Linked DNA regions of Homo sapiens: region 2 is linked to region 1. The links are chromatin loops, found by intact Hi-C in ENCODE. Cell type or tissue: ascending aorta. All regions are shown on one strand. Each heading gives the region's core, and the rest is flanking DNA. Links, peaks and the distances in the headings are about the cores only.

Region 1 (10,610 bases), core at 1,815-9,814:
GACACATCCCGTTAAGTGAATGGGACGTCAGGATGTGCTAGGTACGTTCTGCCGCACTGGACAGGAGCCTATTGCTGGATGTACTTGGGGCGCCTTTCGGCCCTGCAGCGGTTCGCAGTGTTGGCAACGAGGGCAGCATGATCAACACAGAGGGATAAGTGAAGAGTCCTAGGCTGCATGGTCGGGAAACAGACAAACTGCATGCAGCATGGACAGTGACGCTGCCGTGGCAGCCCCTGGGTGCTCCCCAAACAGCCAAACCGCAGCGAGAGAATCCCCAGAAAACAAGCCCAGGAGTGGAGACAGACCTGTCACCAGCGCGGCCCGGGTCCCCTTTCCCAGAGCCCCTCTCATCCGGCGCGCTGTCCCCAACGCTGGGGCAGCATGCGTGCGTCCTCCAGGGTATCAGGGCACCAGGGCCAGGGGGCAGGGCGGCTGGATGGGACGTGGTGCAGGTGAGAGGCTGACCCAGTGCTAATATAGGCACTGGAGCCGCAAGCCACGGTGTAAATCCCCTGGCCAATATTCCTGCTGTCAGCGGGTGATACCATCTGCATGTCATCCAGATAAACTTAGGTGTGTTCTGGTTACTACAGTTATTGGGCATCATACAACTAATAATGCTTCTTCACTCGCCCAGTTGCTATTTTGCCAGCCATAACTTCACAGTTCTTGCACACTCTCAGCCACAAGGCCCTACAACCAGAACTTTGGTGTTTCATTTGCATGATGACCCTTGCACGTTCTGAGCAACCTGGGGCCTAGCCCATTCCAAAATCTCATCTGCGTCATGAAAAAGAAATTTTTAAAAAATTATGATAAGGGTACTTTTAAAATTATTTCCCATGTATTTTTTGTTATTTTCTAGTGTAATTTAAAAAGAAAAGTGCTGGGAACCAAAAGAAAGAAAGGTGTTTTTTGTTTACAGGTTACATATATCAGAAAGCAAGCATTCCACCTAAATGCCACAAATATAGGCAAGTCTACTTCACACTTTGAAATGTGTAGGTTTTCCTAATACTGGAATATCCTAGACATCATTTTGTAAAAAACCCTCACCTGACTTTCAGGAAACCAAGCCGAATGGGAGACCCTCTAAGAATCTCAGGGACAAAGCCTCCCGGGAGACCCAGAGTGGCTGAAGCTTAGTGACAAGAGCACCCTCCCCCAGGCTGTCAGGGTGTGTGTGCAGCACTCTTGCAGTATCTGGTACTTCCAAGTAGCAGGCATGCCGCCGCACCCTTTCCTAATGAGAGGCTTTGGGAAAGGGAATTCGGAGAGGGCACCGGGCAGGGAGGCTGAGGTGCCTATGGGGGAGGCAGCAGAGACTCCACCCGGGAGAAGGTAGCAAAAGGTGGCTTGGAAAATATCAACGCCCCATGCGGGATCTTGCACTGCTGTATTAGCGTGGGAGAAAGTGCAAAATACGCATACTTCACATGGAATTCCAAAAGAAGACAAAATCACTGAATGTCTTACAAACTGCAGAGTGATTTACAAGAATTGCCTTTCCGTGAATTTTAGGAAATCTCTTTAAGAAATTGGCCAGAAGTGATACAGGATAGTTGTTTCCCAGCATCCCTGGGGGGTTGGTTCCAGGACCCCTGAGGATACCAAATCCAAGGGGGCTCCTGTCCCTGCTACCAGCTGCACACATCCTCTCATGCATTTTAACTTTCTCTGGATTACATACAATTCTTAATACAAAGTAAAGGCTATTGATGGAGTTGTTATAGCGTATTTTTAAAATTTGTATTATTTTTATTGTTTTTTATCATTTTTCTCTGAATATTTTTGATCTTTCATTGGTTGAATCTGAGGATGTGGAGCAGTCGGATGCAGAGGATCAGCTCTGAACTGCTTACTCCTAAGTAGCCTGGTCTCTTTCTGTTTGGAAAGAAAGTTGCAGCAGTGCAGACTAAAAATGGGTATCGAGCCTTTTTCTCCTATTTGAAATGTCTTTATTTTGCCTTTCTCTACATTTCTTTATTGTTTCCCATTTATATGACAACAAGAATCAAAATTAAAAAATATATTTAGGCTGTGTGTGGTGGCTTACGCCCATAATCCCAGCACTTTGGGAGGCCAAGGCGGGCAGATTACTTGAGGTCAGGAGTTTGAGACCAGCCTGGCCCACATGGCGAAACCCCTGTCTCTACAAAAATACAAAAGATTAGCTGGGTATGGTGGTGCATGCCCGTAATCCCAGCTGCTGGGAAGGCTGAGACAGGAGAATCACTTGAACCTGGGAGGAGGAGGTTGCAGTGAGCCGAGATTGCACCACTGTACTCCAGCCTGGGCAACAGAGTGAGACTCTGTCTCAAATTAAAAAAAAAAAAATAGTAATATGTATTTTAAAAAATTTTTTTTACCATGTCTCTGGTGCTTCGGAGCAATACATATTTTTAGAACCAGATCTGTTTAGGTGAAAAACAAGTTTTAAAATTGAAATTTCCATGTAAGTGGGGCAAAGGCTTATTCACGTGGCCAGAATCATTCTGATTTACAAATATGTTTTTCTCCTATAGGTAAGGCCTGATTATACATTTTTGTTATTTTGTTTTAATTCGGGGGATAAAGAAAAAAATCTATTTTTTCATATTTTGTGTTTTACTACTTAAGTCTCCATGATAGAGCTACCATGAAACAAAGGAATGAAAAAAGACACATGAAAGGGGCTTTCTGAGAAATTCTTAGAAGAACTCAAAGTCTCTCCATCTGACATTTGCATTATTACTCCAAATATTCAATGTTGTTCTGTACATTTTAGCTGCTGAGCTCAAAATCCGGGGAGCCTTTGAGGAATGACTCAATTAGATGAGGGCAGCCTCAGAGATCATTAATCCAGACAGAGCTGAAACATTCTGGGAGTCCTTTTAGCCTTCATTTAGAAGACTTTTAAAAAAAATAAATAAGTAGTTAACTCAATCAAGATGAGAGATTGTGCGTCTCTTCCAGGTAGTTCTCCCTTTAGACTGATTTGGAGATAGATGATGGTGGACCCACTGGGTCTTGGCCCGCAGTCATGCTCCTGTAAGATGCTGAGTCACGCTGGGAGGACTCCCAGGCCCTGATGACTGGCTGGGTCTTGCCTCGTGTTCATGCTCCTGTGAAACACTGAGTCAGGCTGGGAGGACTCCCAGGCCCTGCCTCCCAGGCCTGTGGCCTCTGAGCCTCCGCGTGCACTTGCTCTGCAGGTGATGGTGGGAGGTTGTCCTCACTGACTCTGGGTGTTCAACACGTGTGTCTAACAAAAGCATGTGGCAGCTTGTCCTGACCCCTGGACAATGAATGTCTGTGCTGTGGGCTCTTTCCTGGCCTCTGTCTCCAGGAGTCTCTGCCTTGTTTTCTAACAGCATTGATGTAAAGTGGGTTTAGGCAGTAAAATGTGCTGTACTGTGAGCATCCATTTAACTAGAGGCAGCCCTATCCTGAAGAGCATGTCGTGCTTTCAATGCCTTGCTTAGTAGAACTGCAAGCATTTATTTAATTTCCATACTATTTCCTTTTGAAAGAGAGAGGATGGGATGATAGACCCTAGAGGGAGCACTTTCAAGACATTCGTATGAATAACTGGCTACAATACAGCCTCAGTCGGTAGACACAGCTGTTTCATGTACACCACCCTGCTTCAGGTTATGGTTTTGTAAATGGGAGGGAATCCGCACAGCAATGGGTTTATGTCCTGGGAAGGACACATCAGAGGGCATCTGAAAAGCCAGTTGGTGAGCGTCCCAGCTGCGTGATGTGCACCAATGGAAAACAATATGATTTTTTTATGATGATGTATTCTAATGCCTAGATTTCGAGCTCTTCTTTTATGTTAGCCGACACATCTTATGACCTCCATGGACGTGTGGTCAATGCCGCTTCTTACACAGGCTCACAGAGATTGTTTCTTTGGTGGTGAATAGTAAAGACAAGGCCAGGAGCACAAAGGGGACAAGGGGTCAAGTCCAAGGGTTCCTCAGATGCCTCAGATCTGCAAAAGCAACAGGAACAGATGTTTCTACCTGACAAGGGCTCTTGCCTTAAAGTCAGAGTTCCAAATGCTTCTGAGCGTCCCTGTCTTTTACTTTTTGTTTTCTTGTTGTTGCTTGGGTGGTTTTGTTTTGTTTTGTTTTGTTTTTTTAGAATTCGCCTGAATTCTGCACGTTGGCTGTAATGTAAATACTGCTTAAAATATTTTATTATGATTTTTCCATCACCACTCGTAAATGTCTATACAAGACACATTTTTTCAACCAGATAGTAATATGTACAACCAAAAGTTATTTTCTCTTAATATGTACAACCAAAAGTTATTTTTTCTTCAATTCTTCTTCCTTTTTTTTTATTTTTTATTTCTCTTAAATTCTTAATCTCAGGCAAACCCATGACCAGAGATGAAGCAAGATCAGGACTATTTTTGTCTTGAAAATATCCGTGGGGCAGCTCGTGTGGGTTTCAAGATTATTTGTTCATCATCTTCTTTCTCCAGTTGTTTTTAGCAATAGTATCTTTGGAATAGAAAAGAAAATATATACATATGTATATATAACCAAGCGTTTTATTTAATGCAAGTTTACACCTTAACCATCTACAGGAACTTAAAATAGCCTTGCTGTTATTGTTCGTGGTAACTGTCAGGAAAGCAGGCGGGGCGCTAGGTGAGTGGTGCTCTTTCCAACCCCACTCTGCTCCCCAGCAGCCTGAGTGCTGCAGCGCTGAGAGCCGCAGCCTCCCTGAAAGGGAGCTGAGAGGCCGTTTCCATGGAAACCCAGTCAATCTCTTCTGCCATTTCCAAACCCAAGCTGTGCAGCACAGGCTGCCATCTGATTCTATCCACGGGGGATGCTGATTGTCCCACCTGGGCTTCCTTCGTGGAAAAGGCAATGCTCCTAGATGGGCAGATACAAATCGCGTGTTTGTAAATCGATTTCACGCCACGCCCGTGGTCGAGGATCCTGGAGCTGACTCCGTTTGAGAGGCGAAGATCCCTTTTGTTAGATGAACAGTCACTTCCCCATCCATCGACTTCAGAACATTGTATTTTTTTAATGTTGAGATTTCTTAAAGCTAGGAAATTTGTATGTAAATCTATGAGTTTTTAAAGAGCCTTAAATTCTTGAACAGTAACATAAAAATGGATACCAAGAGCGGTTGGAAGGAGGAACCCTTGAAAAGCCATTCTGGGCTGCCTTATGTGGTCTAGAAGCACCACCTAAAGACGGAAAAGCTGAATTACCACCCCCGAAAACCGGGGGCTGGTTATCTCAGGGAGACACAGCCAGTGTTTCCAGCATGTCTCTGCTCTGGGCGCTAGTGAGGACGTTGAGGGCAGCCTGAACTGTGGCGTTCACAGGAACCTATGCAGGCGGGTGGAGAGGCGTCTCAAGAGAAGGAGACGACGTCAGGCCCAGGAGGACTGTGAGCCTTCTCGGGCCAAACAGCTTCCCCACATTCATTCACGCGGCTAGCAAGTGGCACGCCTGGGATGAACGCCCCACCCGCCCAACTCGAAATCCTGGAAATGAGAACAATCCTTTTAAGAGAGAAAAGCCTCCTTCCAATGATTTTTTTCTTCCTCAGTACAGTGAAAGCTCTAAAAATGAGCTAAATCAATATAGTTTTGTTTGTTTTCATGATGAAAAAGGACATTTTAAAAACTTTTTTTACTGAAACCTAATTTGATTTTAAAATTAAGGGCATAGCACTCATCTAACCCCATTGGTGTAGACTTCAGCAGCACACTTGCTATTTTCCGTTAATCTCATAACACAGATACATTTGAGCTTGCAGTCTGCACCTGAGTAGTGCTTATTTAGCGGACTTGGGTAGAGCCCTCCATATGTATCATTAATCTCTTTACATAATCACATTTAATGATGGCCCAGTAATCTCAAAAAAAGCCCTACTTTAAAGACTAATCAATAAACAAAACAAAACTCACAGTGTTCCCCCGCCACCCTCCAAGTTAGCAGTTGTGAGTTGTATTTATACTGAGACCTAATGTTTTCAAAGTAGTTCAGGTTCTCCAACAGCCCCATCCCACCCGAGAAATGCAGCAAGAGTCATCAATTATTTTATTCTACCCTCCCAAATTTTATTAATCCAGTGTTCTTTGGATTTTTAAGATATAAATTGGGAAAGTGCTATTAATAAGCTTTTTAAAAAGGCATATTCTCCTATAACAAGAAGGACACATAAACCAAGCAATAAAAGTATTTGACAGGACATTAAGTTGCCACAGGTGCTGGTTAAAACACCTATTTTCTTATCAAACAATGGATTATACTTTCATAAATGACATTTAAACACATAAAAACTACCACAAAAACTTTTATAGGTAGTAAAAATATGATTTTCACTGAATTATTTGGCTATAATATCTCACTTTAAATTTGAGCAGAAGAGTCAACTTCCTTCTGCCCCAACAAAAAAGAACATCTCAAAAATGTTTAGCCATATTAAAATGAATAAATTTTAAATAAACATGCACTATGTACTTGAATTAGAAAGTTTAAGAATCTTTTTCTTTTCTTAAGCAAAAAGTAATACCAAGTATGTATTGGTGGCTGGTAGGAAAAATTTGTTTCTTGATACATTTTTAATACAGATACATGCACCACGATTAGCTTCTCTTGGATAGAATGATTTTTGTTGCTTTCAAATGTCTTCCTATGTAAGCATATGGGTTTGGAGTTTACCCACATAAGGTGTCATTTGAAAAACCAGCTAGTTAAGTTCAGTCATTTATTTTTTAGACAATAATTACTTAGCAACTGACTGAATAGTCTTACGATCAAACTTTAAGTATATGTGAACAGCTGTTACTTGAACAAAAATCAGGTCTAACAATTGGATTTGGAGTTGTTGCTCATGATATGCAGACGCTGTTTGAAATACCTCATCACTGTTCTGCCCCAAACTCCTCTTTTAAAATCCCCAGTTCCCCTTAGGCTGAAGAGCAGTGATGGGAGCACACAGAAGAACCCTTTACTGCTTCTTCACTCAGTGACCCTCTCATTCTCCCCGGGAGCAGGTCATAAATTAGACTTTTCCTCTAATATGATGTGGAAAACATCCACTTCTATACCCTGAGATCTAGAGTTCTGTTCCCTTTCTTAGGACTAAAGGAGAGTACTGAAAACCATTTACACATCCAAGTATCAAAATGTGACATTCATACACTTAAAATTCGGCCAATGTCATGTGTTCCCACTCTAATCCCTGCCATTCTCCTCTGATCTTGAGAAAGCCCACCTGTAAGCAAGCACTTTGCCGTCCTGGTCTCAGCCCCCAGTACCCTATCCATAGTGACTTTCTGAGTGGAAAGCAAATTGAAATCTCTAGGAGCAGTAGACATGTATTAAAATATTTTTAAATTGTGATTCTTGATCTTGACAAGAATTCGGGTACTCACTGAGGTGGGAAGGGGCATGGAGTATGCTTTGATGCTTCCTACTAGGTGTAATATTGCTCACTAAGTTGCTTTCTCCTTGTCATTTTTGGAGAATTACAAATGTAATGGAAATAAAGGGAATTTTTTCTTAATTTTTACATTCATGGTGGGCGCAAATGCAACTGAAATAGCTCAAAGTGAAAATGTGTTTGCGGTGTGATCTCATTATTCTTGAGACAGCATAGTTAAGAAGTTGATCTCATTATTCTTGAGACAGCATAGTTAAGAAGTTATATGGAGGGCAATATAATTATAAAGCTCTTTTTCTTAAAAAAAGTCTCTGATTAGAGAAATAGCAAGACCTTAATTAAGAAACGGGATGGGGTTGCCTCGGTAGGCTTCAGCAGATGAGTGTATGTCCCCATGAACTGTTCAGAGCCTCTCCACTGACTGACCTGGTGGATCTGAACTGATTTATGTTCTTCATGTCGCTCAAGAGTAACAACTATTTTAAGGTCTATCAAACCTGCCTGAGTGCACAGTGGTCATCGGAAAGACAGTCGGCCTGCATTCCCATGGTCCAGATGCGGGTCGATACCCTCACTGCTCCCTGGGACCACCCAGGCTGGCCGCAGCCCTGGCCAGTCTGTGGAAGGGGTGCCTTTGCAGTGCTGGGGTCTGAGTTCAGACTAAAACCATTCTCTCAGACCCCAGGGCATGTCTGTTCATGTGTGAGCCTTGCTTCCCACGTGGGCTGGTGCAGTAACAAGCCCTGTGGTTGCTGGCTCTGCTGAGCTTTAAGAATGAGGGGAGGAAAGGCGGGCTGTTAGGAGGGAATACAGGTTCTAGAATGAGCAGCCTAGGGACCAAAAGTGCGGCATCTGCTCCAGAGACTGTGGGGAGCGGAGCAGCCACGAAGCTCCCGGTGCTCTGGAAGGTGTGTGTGTGGTCATGGTGACTTCCAGCTCCATGAGGGAGCTTCCGGCTCCACTCAGCCTCTTTCAAGTAGGAAGTGAAGCAATAGAGTTAGTTTGCTTTTTGGATTAAAAAAAAGTTAATTGTTCAGGGAACTTTATTTCTTTCCATTTTAACACAATTTGCATTTTTTATTGTAGGTGCCCCACGCCTGGCTGTGATGGTTCTGGACATATCACCGGCAATTATGCTTCTCATCGGAGGTATGTAGAGATGCTACTCTTCTCTCCAAAATGCTCTTTCTCACTGAAATGGCAGGAATATCACTCACGTCAGGCTCCAAGCCTTGCGAAGTTTGACACCATGGGCAAAATTAAGGATCTAGAGACTCTTAGCGCCATAAAGCAGTGACGTCCTCATTGGAGCTTCTCTTAGAAAGCAAACCTTCCTTTTCCAGGGCCACTGGCTCCTCTCAGGACATCTCACATGCAGTGCAAGTGGCCCCACTGAGAAACATTCCACCTATCCAGCTGCACTTCTTTCTAAATTGGAAGAGTAAAGGCAAAAGAACAGTATCTACTATAAGATCCCTGAGAAAAGCCATCAAGAGACACACATTCTAATGCCACTGAGAGTTGGTCTCTTAAATATTAAGATTGGACCACAAAGCTGTACAGTTATTCTAAGCAGAATGTAACATTAAGAAGCACTTAATGTTACAAAGTCTAGGCACTGTCTCTCCCAAAAAGAAGGTACTGTCTAAAATATAATATAGAGATTTCATCATGTGAGATAACAAAAATTCTATACCACTTGACATTCAGTAACTACTGGATTAACATGGAATTTAGGACAGGCACTATTTAGCCGAGAATGGAAAGAAATTGTGGTACTATTCGAGAAAAAATTTACCACTTGTTAAAGATGGTACACCAGACTATTCAAGCGGGGTGGGCAGGGCAAGAGGTCCAGGCGCCATGCAATGAGCTCCTGTAGTCGGGGAGACTGGACTCAGCTCAAACCCTAATGAGGACAAGTGGGGATTTACAACCAAGGAGCAGATTGGGGTCAGTGGATGGAAAATTCCCCACGGGAAGCACCAAGGAGAAGGGATTTCTGGCCAGACGGACTTGATGGGATCATTGCTGTCATTGCTGATGGCCGGCCAGGGTGGTAGGATATCCAAATGCTCCGACACTGATGGTGGGGAATTGTTCTTAAACTGAGTTAGCAGGATTCTTGCTCAAACTGGATCCTACAAGCACAGAGAGGGAAGCCAAGGTCGGGTGCATTCTAGTAAAGGACCCAGAGGAGCTCAACTAAAGTTTTGGTCAAGAAGAAAACCTTTGTGAACATATCGTCCACACAAAGGCGAATCCACTACATGCTGTGAATGGTGAAGTCATGTTTAGATGTACCAACAGCCAATGCTGAGGTAAAGACAAGAATGTTTCTGAAATAAGACCGATTTAAAGTGAAGTCTCCCTGTATGGGAAACAGTGCTGCATCTATCAAATAAACGAAGTTGTAAGGTAGCTGCTCCCTTTCAGCTCTCTAAATTTTAGCTTATAAAGTACGCAGTCCAGACGCAGATGAGGCCTCCTGCTTTTAACATACTGCTTGCAATAAAAAAGAAAGAGAGAAAAGACAGGGAAGGAAGGAAGGAAGGAAGGAAGGAAGGAAGGAAGGAAGGAAGGAAGGAAGGAAGGAAGGAAGGAAGGGGGAGGGGGAGGGGAAGGGAAGGGAAGGGGAAGGAAAGGGAAGGAGGGAGGGGCAGGAGGGAAGGGAGCGAGGGAAGGGAAGGAGAGAGGGAGATAAAGGAAGCTAGGAGAGTTAAAGACACTGTCAGCAGTGGATAATGGCCCCCCCCTCACCACCCCGCCCCCTAGAGCACGGTTGTCTGTACAGAGTAGCTGAGTGAAACCTGCTATCTGTCCCTGAGTGACCAGATCCCAACAGTCAGAGTGGGGGACCCTCACCTGACTGGCTGGCGTTTTGGATTAGAAACAGAACTCACAGGATGATTGTTTTGTCATTAAAATCTCACTGAAGGTAACTCGCTCCTGTGCTCACATCCCAGCCATTTGAGAGCTATGTTTAAACAGCACGTGTCTATGAAAAGCACACATTGTGAATGCCACCAAAGAAAAATGAAGCATGCAACTTGTGGGAGGATTCTCCAGACTCCGTGCCAACGTTGCAAGCTCTTCACCCAGATTCCTCAGCCTCTGCAGTGCTGGCAAGTGGGGGCAGATGGCTGTTTGCCGTGGGGGCCGTCCTCCGCACCGTGGGACCTGTGCGGCACCCCTGG
Region 2 (10,610 bases), core at 1,820-9,819, 420 kb before region 1:
ATATGGCCACTACCATTAACTCATAAAAGTAAAAGCTTTTATTTTTACTTTCCGCTTTAAATTTCTTAGATTAACAGTTGTTATATAGGAAAAGAAGTCTAATTTTGTATATGAAAAGTGTTTCTGAATTAATAATTACCTTTTCTATTTTGCAACCAAAAGCAGAAATAACTTAATACTGACTTTTCTGTCACTCGTAACATTGGATGGATTTCTAAAGATATTCAAAGAAATTATTGTTTCAAATTTTGCTAGGAATATACTATAGTTTTTTTTCTTCAAATTAAGGTATGTTAATTGATTAGGTAGCTTAGCCATAACACTGGCTGTATCGTGGGTATTTTTTCTTTCTTTTTTATTCTGTTGCAAAGGGTATACAACCCCATTTTTTTCTATAATTACAATTGTTATATGACCATTTGTAGTTTACCTTTACATAACACCTGAAGGGCAGTAACTTTATAGCTGCTTAATCCTGTAATTATTTCTTTTCCACACTATTTCAATTCTAACTCATCCCTATTACAGGAAAAGAACCAGTCCCAGGACTCTGGACAACTTTATTTTCTAAAGAATCCATTTTCACTGATAAACACAGTGAAGGCTGTGGCAACATGAGCATGTATGTAACTGTGGGTTTTGACTGTTCCCTCTGTTCTGGCCATGATGCACCTGTGTGCAGTCTGTTCCCTTTCCTCCCGTATGGGACAATCTGTCCACCCGTGGGACCCTGTCATCCATTACTTGATGGGAGGTAACAGAAGTGGTTTTCCACAAGGTCACCCTTGAGCAAATGCTTTGTGCAAATCACCATCGGGTATGAAGGGTGAAAAGATGAGTAAAGATGGAGCATTTTGGAAAATTAAGAATCAATCGGGGCCAGGCAAGGTGGCTCACGCCTGTAATCCCAGCACTTTGGGAGGCCGAGGCAGATGGATCACGAGGTCAGGAGATAGAGAACATAAACCCCATCTCTACTAAAAAAAATACAAAAAAAATTAGCCGGGGGTGGTGGCGGGTGCCTGTGGTCCCAGCTACTTGAGTGACTGAGGCAGGAGAATGGTGTGAACCAGGGAGGTGGAGGTTGCAGTGAGCTAAGATTGCGCCACTGCACTCCAGCCTGGCCAACAGAGTGAGACTCTGTCTCAAAAAAAGAAAAAGAGAAAAAAAAAGAATCAATCGGAAGTTAGCAGGTGAAGTAAAGGCAAACAGAAATCGCACATGTGTGGTGCCGTGGTCAAGCACCATGGGCTCTGGGGACAGGAGTGTTCCTTTGGATGCACAGGCCCATGAGGGCTTCCAGGGGGGTGTGGAGTAACAGGCTCCAGCATCTGATATGGAGGCAAGAGAGAATCATGAGGAGGAGTAGAAAGCAGGCAAATGGGAAATGGAGAGGACAGTCTTGTATGCACCTGCAGAGAGGGTGAGATTCAAGGGTCCCTCAGTCTAAAATGAAGGCATGGTAATGTGAATTCAGCCTTCCCAAGCTGCTTTTCGGTGGCTTGGTTGCTAACACCATCGTTGCATGTGACAACCAGCCTTAGCGCTTGCAGAGTAGGAAGATGTCAGGAGGACCAAGGTGAAGTGGAAACTAACAAACCCAAACAAATAACTGGAGTCTTCCTGGTTCCCTATAGCCCTCCCCGTTCCCCAGCCTTGGATTCCTGAAACCATTTCTTTGTGTGGTTGTAAAAGGACTTTATTAATTAACTGACATATTTGTAACATTTTAAAGAACTGTCTGATCCACATCCCAATGAGTTAAATAATTCTGATAGGCAGAATCGAGAAACTTCAATATCCCGTAACAAGCTGTCATGGTCCTGGTTGAGCGAGGACTGGTCTGCTCAGGGCTGTGTAGGGGGCAGGCCCTGAGAAATGTGTCAAGGCACCACACAGGCACGCAAGGGTGTACACCCAGCTTTCAGAGCATAGTCTCTGCAGTGTACGGACCTTACCTAGCAAAAAGGTTCACTCCTTTGAAAGGAAGCCTGTAACATTGTTTGACTTCACAGGGTCCCTGAGGACCTATTACCCATACACCACTGTATCAGGTGGTCCAGGCACAGAGCTCTGAATGCTCACATTCCACCAAGAAACACAACAGATGAATAAAAAAACACAACTCCATAAAGCAACAAACACAAGGCAGGGTAGTTTGTCAGGCAGAGAGGAGAAACCCGCTGGGGCAAGGTGGAGGTCGATCTCATTTGGGAATGACACTGAAGAATACATAGGCCTTTCCCAGGCAGAGGAGGTTGGCTGGGACTTTCTCTTGAGGACAAGAACAAGGCGTGGAGGTGTGAAAGAATAGGTTGGTTATGTGTGGAAGGTTAAGGTGGAAAGATGGGCTGACATGAGGCTGGGAAGACATCAACCCATGCAAAGTTCATTGAAGTGTATCTTGGCAGCAACAGGAAGCATGCTCAGTGTATATGTGGAAAGTTTTCACGGTACATATTGAAATGAAAGGTAAGTGATGCTCACATTCCATGGACGAGGTAGAGAAGACCTCTCAGAGCAGGAGCTGGTGTTTTAAAGAGGCAACTTAGGGCAGGATGCAGCACACTGGCCTGAGCTCACACTAGGTGCGATACGACCTCTAGGAAACCACTTTCCCTCTCCTGGTTTTGTTCTTCTCATTCAACAGCATCCAAATCGCCCAACTGGGGGCACTGGGGCTCAGCATGTCATATATAGGTAGGCTGATTTCTGACATCCCATGACCAGAAGTAGCTCCTAGTGCTGAAACCACAGAACACTGAACAGATTTTAAGGTATTAGCTTCATCATTTTAGGTTCGACCAATACTTTTAGATGAAGGTCCTGCCCAGAATGGCCCCAGCAATGTGATAGTCTCACATGCAGTTTGTTTTCACATGACTGCTATAACAGGCATGCACACACACACACACACACACACACACACACACACACACACACATTTTATTATTATATTTTCTTGAAATTTCTTTCCAAACAAACATGTCTACCCATTTATCCTCCAAGACCTGGCTCAGTGTCTGCCCAAGGTGACATCCAACCACCAGCACTCTCCAGCTGTGGTCCCCACCCCAAACCAGCACACTGGCTCCCGCTGACTCTACCGCACTTGCTCATGCTCTGGGTGCAACACTGCCCTGGTCTCAGTGTGTGGCCATCTGCTTTCCTTGTTCCAGCCCCCTCATAGCACTACATAGGGATCAATACGTGTTTGCTGAGCCTCACAGCTCTCCGAGTGGAGGCTCTCGGGGTCTTATGGAATGAGCCCTGGACCAGGTTATAGGCTGGCTTGAGTCAGCCTCTGCCCATGCTCTGGGAGGCCTTCATCACCACTTCTCCTCCATCTTACCGTGGCATGCTTTAAACGTGTTCTGAGACTATGAGCATAAGGAGACATTTTACAAGGTCTACAATTAAGATTCCTGTGCAAAGTGATGTTATTAGAAACATAGTTCATTGCAACTGTATAGCTGGAGCTAATACTGTTTATTTTAGAAATATGTTTTAAGTACACTATACCTTCTTTCTCAGGCTACTCCCCTTAGTCCAAGAAATTGCTTTAGATAAAAACAAGCCCAAATCTCCTGAAACAAAATCTTCCAATACTAGCAATAGAGGCTAAGAGTCTTCACATATTATGAGTGATTAAGAATGTCCCTTTATTCTCCTAAATGTTTTAGGAAAAAAGTTCAGTTTATGTTGTAAGTAAATTCCAATGACATTTGAGTGCTTTGAATGCATTAACCCACCTGCCCACTGTCCTCTCTCCCTCCCTCCCTCCTTCCCTTCTCTCCTACCCTCCCTCCCTCCCTTCCTTCCTTCCTTTTTTCCTTCCTTCTTTCCTTTCTTTTTAAAAGTTTCCATTGATGTGTAATAGTCATAAATATTTTGGAGTTATATATAATATTTTCATACATGTACACAATGTGCAATGATCATATCAGGATATTGGATAACCATCACCTCAAATATTTATCATTTCTGTGTTGGGAACATTACAATTCTTCTTTTCTAGCTATTTTGAAACATATAGTAATTATTGTTAATTATAATTTCTCTATGATGCCTTTCCTTCCTTCTTTGTGCCTACCTTTCTCCTTTTTGTTTCTTTTTGTAAAAATGTGTCATATGGATAATTGAGTATCAGTTCTCTATATTCATTTGAAAAGTATTTCATTAGTGTTCTGTAAGGTCTTTACAGCAATTTTTTGTGTTTTAATAATGGAGACAAAATATTTAAAAATACCAAGAAGAATGTGAATTATAATTTCACCCACAATAATTTTTTTTGTGGGCGGATAAAAGCAACACTTTTATATTACTGCCTCACCTTTGGACATGTAAACAGCAATTGACTTTTCTGGTGTTTTTCCTTCTTATAACCCAAATTCCCTCCTTAGTAACCTCTCAGACATGCAGCACAGCAGTCCTCACAGCTGGGTACCTCCCGCTGCTGCAGCCACTCTGAGATGTGTGGCCCTGGTCACAGCCCCCCTACCCTGGGGCAGGTGCCTCTGACACTCACTGCAGGTCCAGGCACTGCCTACAGGCCCTGACTGCCCTATGCTCTGAGTGGCTTCCCATTCCCTCCAGACACTGGCTTTGGCTGGGCGACCAGGCCAAAGACTGGTCCTTAGGAGGATTACTATCTGGGGAGGTAGAACATTTAAATCTTCCTGGCATGATACATTTAAAAAGCTACCAAACCATAGCCCCAGTCCTACAGGAACATGATGGAATTTGAGACTTCTCCATGGCCACCCACTTTCTGTATTGGTCTCTGTTGTTTCCAAACATCTCATTTATCAGGGGTCATTTCTAGATGTGTTTTAATCCTTAAGGAAAATCCTTGTTCTTACTCATTTTGTTTTTCTTCTCCCTCACTATTTAGTGTTTTTCTCAATGGCTGAAGGCAGGACCAGGGCCGAAAGGTCCTGCGATAGTAAATAGGCCATTGGTGCCCCAGCAGAGGAATGAGGAGGAGCGTCACCAGGGAAGAGTCCAGAATTGTGGCAGGGGGCAGGATACAGCCCGCTGGGGGCATGTGGACACAAAGCCAGGCTTTGGATTCCGTGAGAGACAGCAAGGGGCCCGGAAGGCACAGGCCCCTGAGAGCTCCTGGGACTGACACTGTCCCAGGATCCCTCCACTGCAGGTGGAGAAGGAGCTGGAGTGGAGAGAAGGGAGCCAGGGGCTGCAGGGGCACAGGCAAGAAGCTGGGGCACCAGGGGTGGAGATGGGAGACACCTGGACGCCCTGGAGGTGCAGGGCCAGCAGGATTTCCTGACCCAGTTGTCATGGGGTGTGAGAAAGAAGCATCAAGGGTGACTTCCAAGAGTTCCTCCGAGCAGCCAATGGAATGAAAGTGCCATTTGCTCAACTAGAAAGACTGGCAGGGAAGCCCTTGGGAGGGACATCCAGAGATCAGTTTAGACAGGTTAAGCCAAGACGCCTGCTTTTCATCTAATGGAGAAATTCGTAGTTGAATATGGGCTTCAGGAGTTCAGAGAAGAGACCTATGCTGGAGATGATATTGTTGAAGGAGTCGAGGCAGAAGCTGTTTATTTTGTTCCTGTCGGAACTCACTAACATGCACACACTAAAGTGTATTCCCCTGAGAGGCCAGTTTGTTTTGTTTTCTACTCTTTTCTTATAGTTTGAGATCTGACCATTACTTTTTTTAAGCAAAGAAATGAGATGGAGAAGTAGCAGTAAAGGGAAGACACCCACCCCTTGGGCAGGCAGCACCTCTGAGAGCACCAGGGCTCAGCGAGGGCGGGGGCAGGGTGAGGCCAGGGAGAGCCTGCCATGAGTGTCCTAGAGGCCCAGAGAACATGGGAGGTCAGGTGGTGCCAGGAGTGGACGATGACAGGGCTGGAACCCAGCAGTGTTGGGAAGAGAGCTGGGCAATAAGGGTGCCTGTCGTCTTTGACTTCAGGCAGGGCAGGAGGGAAGAGAGCTGGGCAATAAGGGTGCCTGTCATCTTCGGCTTCAGGCAGGGCAGGAGGGAAGAGAGCTGGGCAATAAGGGTGACTGTCGTCTTTAGCTTCAGGCAGGGCAGGAGGGCATTACTGCTGCTGGTGGGATTGCTGGGTGGGGCGAGGCCTCGCCAGGATGCAGAGTTCAGGCAGCCGTGTAGCCTGTGAGTGTCTAACAGCGACAGGCAGAATGAATCATGAAGACAATTTTCCCAGCCTCTAAATTTATTTGAATTCTGATATCTCCCTTTGAAGATCTACCATTGATCCACCCACCTAGTAAAAACACCGCTATTATGGGCTGAACTGTGTGTCCCTCCAAAATTCAAACCCAAGGATGTCGTTGGGGTGGAATGAGGTCATGGGCATGGCATCCTTGTCCAGGGAGCTGGCATTTTTGTGAGAAGACTCAGCAATGCCAGAGTGAGGACAGGGCGAGTGTGGCCATTTGACAGCCAGGATGCAGGCCCTCGCTAGAAACCAAACTTTCTGGCTCCTCGATGTTGCACTTCCTCCTTCTAGAACTGTGAGGAAATGATTTCTGTTGTTTAAACACTGACCTATGGCACTTTGTATGGCAGCCCCAGCTGACTCCCAGAACCACCAGATGACCTCAGCGCCTTGGCTCAGAGAGGCCATCTGGCTGGCAGGCTCTGTTTGTTCCCTCTAGGAGACGTGCAGACAGATCTGCATTTAAAGACAAACTGACCTGCAGTGTAAATTCCCACCATTCGAATGGGGTGGGAGCTTTTTAAGCCATCCTTTATCATATCACATCATGGCTGATGTGTGTGAACATTGTTTTAGGAATGTAAGAATTGTCTTTCATTAACTGGAATAAACAAAATGAGAGAGCTCCATAAAGCCTTCCTCAGGTGGGTGTTCTTGGACTGTGTGGGCAACTGAGCCAGTATGCCTGCGGGGAGCTCCTCAAATTCTAATTTAAAAATCCATGTTGTTGGCACTGTGTCCCCCTGTGACCTGGCCAGACTGTTGAGACAGAGAAAAACAAAAGGGTTACTTGTCAGTTCCTTGCTAGATGTCAGAACCCTTCACTGCAGACGTGATTCATGGTGAGAATCCGTAAACACATGTGTACACACACAGACACGGGACCTCTCGAGCCAGCAAGGCCGCGGCATGCTCCCCGGAAGGAGGAAGCGAAGAACACGCAACCACATCCTTGACACGGGTAAGGAGTTTGTACATTCTGACATAATAAACTCGACAACATGACCAGGAAGGGAAAAGAAATGAAACAAGAGTCAGCGTCAGCCGATTTTTAAAGAGGAAGGTCATGATGAGCAGGATGCCCGGCACTGCTTTGCTCAGTCTCGGTGACATCTCTGCAGCCTCAAACTGGCTGGGAGGGGGCACGGCATCCTGACTGAGCTGGGGCAGGAGCACCAGGGCAGGCAGAGACTGTGCTGTACTTTCTTTATTAACTACTTTTGCTTGATTATGTATTGTCCTTAATGTCCTTTTATGGCCACACTTAAAGAATCCCTGAATACATTGAGTACCAATTAGGGAGATTGGCTGTAATTTTTTCATTGCTTGGATTGGCTGTAATTTTTTCATTGCTCGGATTGGCTGTAATTTTTTCATTGCTCGTGTGTCATTTTTGGGGGCAAATCTCAAGTGGAACAGACCTCTGATTCAGTGACAGATCATTCCCTTCTGTCCCTCTTCATCCATCCCTCTATCTGGCACATGGTAGAGACTCACAGATAGATTTGCAAAGGGGATAAATTATTTCATGTGACTGGACAAGACAGCAAGCTCATGACTAAAGGAATGTGATGAGGCAGATGCAGGCAGCTCTCAGTCCATTGCTGTCTACAAACATTGTGTGAGGCTGCCCAGGCTGCTGCCACAAGGCACCAACTACCAGACGGCTTAAACAACAGGCATCAATTCTCATAGTTCTGGAGGCTCCGAAGTCCAGACTAAGGTGCCTGCACATCTGGTGTGTGGCGAGGGCTCCCTCCCTGGGTTGCAGACAGTCTCTTCTGGCCACATCCCCACAAGGTGAAGATGCAGAGCTGGCTCTCTCTTCCTTCTTAAAAGGACACCAGTCCCTTCATGAAGACGCCACGCTCTTGACCTAATGACTCTCCACACGCCCCACCCACCTCCTGACACCATCACATCAGGCTCAAGATACGAATTGTGGAGAGACACAAACATTAGTCCACAGCCCATGTGCTATGTTGTATATGTGCTTTCTAATATTAGATCAGAAGTCATGAATAGATTTGGAGGCAGAGATAAAGGACTGTATGATTTGGGAATAGCAAGACATAATTCTGGCTGGGAGAATCAAAGAGGATTGAATTTATGCAAATGGACCCACTGTGATTCTGCCTTCTTGATTGGAGGAAAGACGTTCAGGCAGAAGGCACTATAGAGAAGAAAAGGGTCAAGATGTTAAGCAAGACGTGAGAGCCTTGATACCAGGCTGAGCTGTGAGGGCTTGCCGGGGAGCACAAATCCAGGGGCTACTGGAGATTACTGGGCTCACCAATGGCAGATGGCACTTGGCTTCCAAAGCTGAATCTTTTGGGAATCTCTATGACAGCTTGGAGGGAAGAGCATGTGGAGAGAATGCAAGGCAGAAGTAGGATGGGAGTCAGCAAGGGAACCAGGCTAGCAGCAATGACCTAAAAGCTGCCTGCATATAAAGCACTCACATCCGTTACCTCCTGTAACCTTCACAACCTTCATGAGATGGCAAGTGTGCCCCCATTTTGTAAGAGAGCAAAGACACTGAGAGATGCTATTGCGGTGCTGCTCAGAATGTGGGCTGCAGTTGAGCAGGGCCACAAGGTCTTTGTAAACCACCATGTCCAGAGAAGCGCACAGCCTGAGAATACAGAAGCTTCTGTAACAATTTGATCTCAATACAAATTCAAGGGCATGGCCATTTCCAAAAAGTATTGTAAGTTATCTTATAAAACAATTAGTCTAAAATAAGTGTGTGGGAATCTTTAAAAATCCTCACCCTTTATCTCCAGATAATTTAGAAAGTGTTGAGCGATAGATGGCCTTGGGAGGCCCTGATCACTGAGCCCCAGCCCAGGCCTGGGTGCACCCCACACACAGGAGACTGGGCTGATGGAAGAGAAACACAGCTACAAATCTACACATCGCCCCGAATGCTTGGGTGCACCATATAATAATGTCCGCAAAGAGACACCTGCTCAGGTGTGCACTAAAACACGAGTTAATCAAAGTGGCATTTCTATTTGCCTTGTGAATGGCTTGTTTGGGTTTTTCCCTCTTCCCTACAGATTTATCTTCATAATAATATTTTACTTAGGCTAATAACTAAATGAGTTTGAATTCCCTAAACATGTGATTCTTGATTTCGAGGCAGGGATGTTGTCAAGGTTCTGTAAACGGAAGGCAGCTCAGGGTTAACAACTGCCGCGGGTTATCTTCAAGCCGAAAACACACACCAGTGAGAGCAGCTTGTTATATATTGGAAATTAATGAAAAATGGAGCTCCTCTTGCAGATTTCCTGGCGTGGTTTTCCAGTTGAACTTTCTTACCATTGATTTCTATTTGTGAGTTTATTACTCAGGCCAAAAAAGTTTTCAAACATTTTTTCTGATTGTTTAATGTTAAACAGCAACTTTTGTTATACGTATTACTATTTTTAGGATAAGAAATTTATGAATAATTTTCATAGGCTATTTGTGGTCTAAATGTGGAAAAACTGACCTTAAAATAAAATATTTTGCATTTTAATCATAGCTGTTTTGCACTTTACATGTCTTCTCTCTTTTCCACTCTGTTCCCCCATGTTGATGTGCAAATTTACAAAGAATGATGCCCCTCATCTCACTGATTATTAAGAGTAAAATGTGTGAAAAGTAAATTTCTGTATTATAGAGGTAAATTACTCTATTATTTCCATACTTTTCATTAGCCCTCATGCCTAGTTAACAATGACAGAAAACCTTATTGATTATTTACGACTCAGGAAATAAATCCTTCTATCCAAAGTCTACAAGTACATGCATCAAATGGATGTGGGCTTGCATGGAATTGGAAAATGACCTTGTTTTAAACTCTATCTTATCTTATAAGTCTGTTTCTAGCATTTTGGAATTCCCATCTGCTATCCCCCCGAATCTCATCTTTTATTAATACTGATTAGAAGAGTAAATCTTCAATGAATGTTGAAGTTAGACATGCAAAGCGGGTATTGGATGCGTGACCTTAAAGGAACTTGAGTGGTGTGGGAGCTTAGGATGTGGTTCTGAAGCCTCTGTCCTTGGTTTTTTTTTTCTTATTTGACATACTTGCCTTAAGGATGGTGTCCATTCCATGATTTTAACTCTCATCTTCACAGCCGAATTTCACATCCCTGACTGTAGCTTGACGGATCCAGGCACCTCCTTGCAGGATATTTCTCCTTCGATGCCCCTGCGTTCCTTGAGCTCAGCACACCCTGACCACACTGGGTCTCTTCTTTCATCTGAGTTCATGCTAGCTGGTTGCACCTTCCCACTTCAGCCCACCAAGCGGTGAACTGCAGGGCAACCTCGGCCTTCCCTGTCCCCTTCTCCTAAAACCCAGCCATTTAGGAAATCCTGTTGCTTCCATCTGGGGCATTTTTT

What was found. A loop is a pair of places that touch in the nucleus more often than their neighbours do. Peaks named below come from ENCODE experiments on the same cell type or tissue, not always from the same donor. Only the 100,000 strongest peaks of a DNase experiment are listed, where the experiment ranks them.
Region 2: a loop joins it to region 1, with 4 times the contacts of the local background. A loop is called at or near these places in 1 of 110 quality-filtered maps.

Annotation. Positions count from the first base shown.
Region 1 is chr2:1,849,593-1,860,202 of GRCh38, reverse strand. It overlaps MYT1L (myelin transcription factor 1 like), which reads left to right. Exons shown (of 25, transcript NM_001303052.2): 19 at 8,500-8,562. LOC107985838 (a long non-coding RNA gene) reads right to left here. Exons shown (of 4, transcript XR_007086191.1): 4 at 8,539-8,605. Among named protein-coding and RNA genes, the nearest start is that of PXDN, 110 kb to the right of the region's middle. In ascending aorta, for the core only: a CTCF peak has its summit at 5,220; a DNase peak (open chromatin) is centred at 5,306; H3K4me3 peaks cover 773 bases.
Region 2 is chr2:2,267,537-2,278,146 of GRCh38, reverse strand. All of the region lies in intron 2 of MYT1L (myelin transcription factor 1 like), which reads left to right. Among named protein-coding and RNA genes, the nearest start is that of MYT1L-AS1, 46 kb to the left of the region's middle. RefSeq lists an enhancer at 4,655-5,286. In ascending aorta, for the core only: no CTCF peak of the experiment used is centred there; a DNase peak (open chromatin) is centred at 6,506; H3K27ac peaks cover 1,596 bases.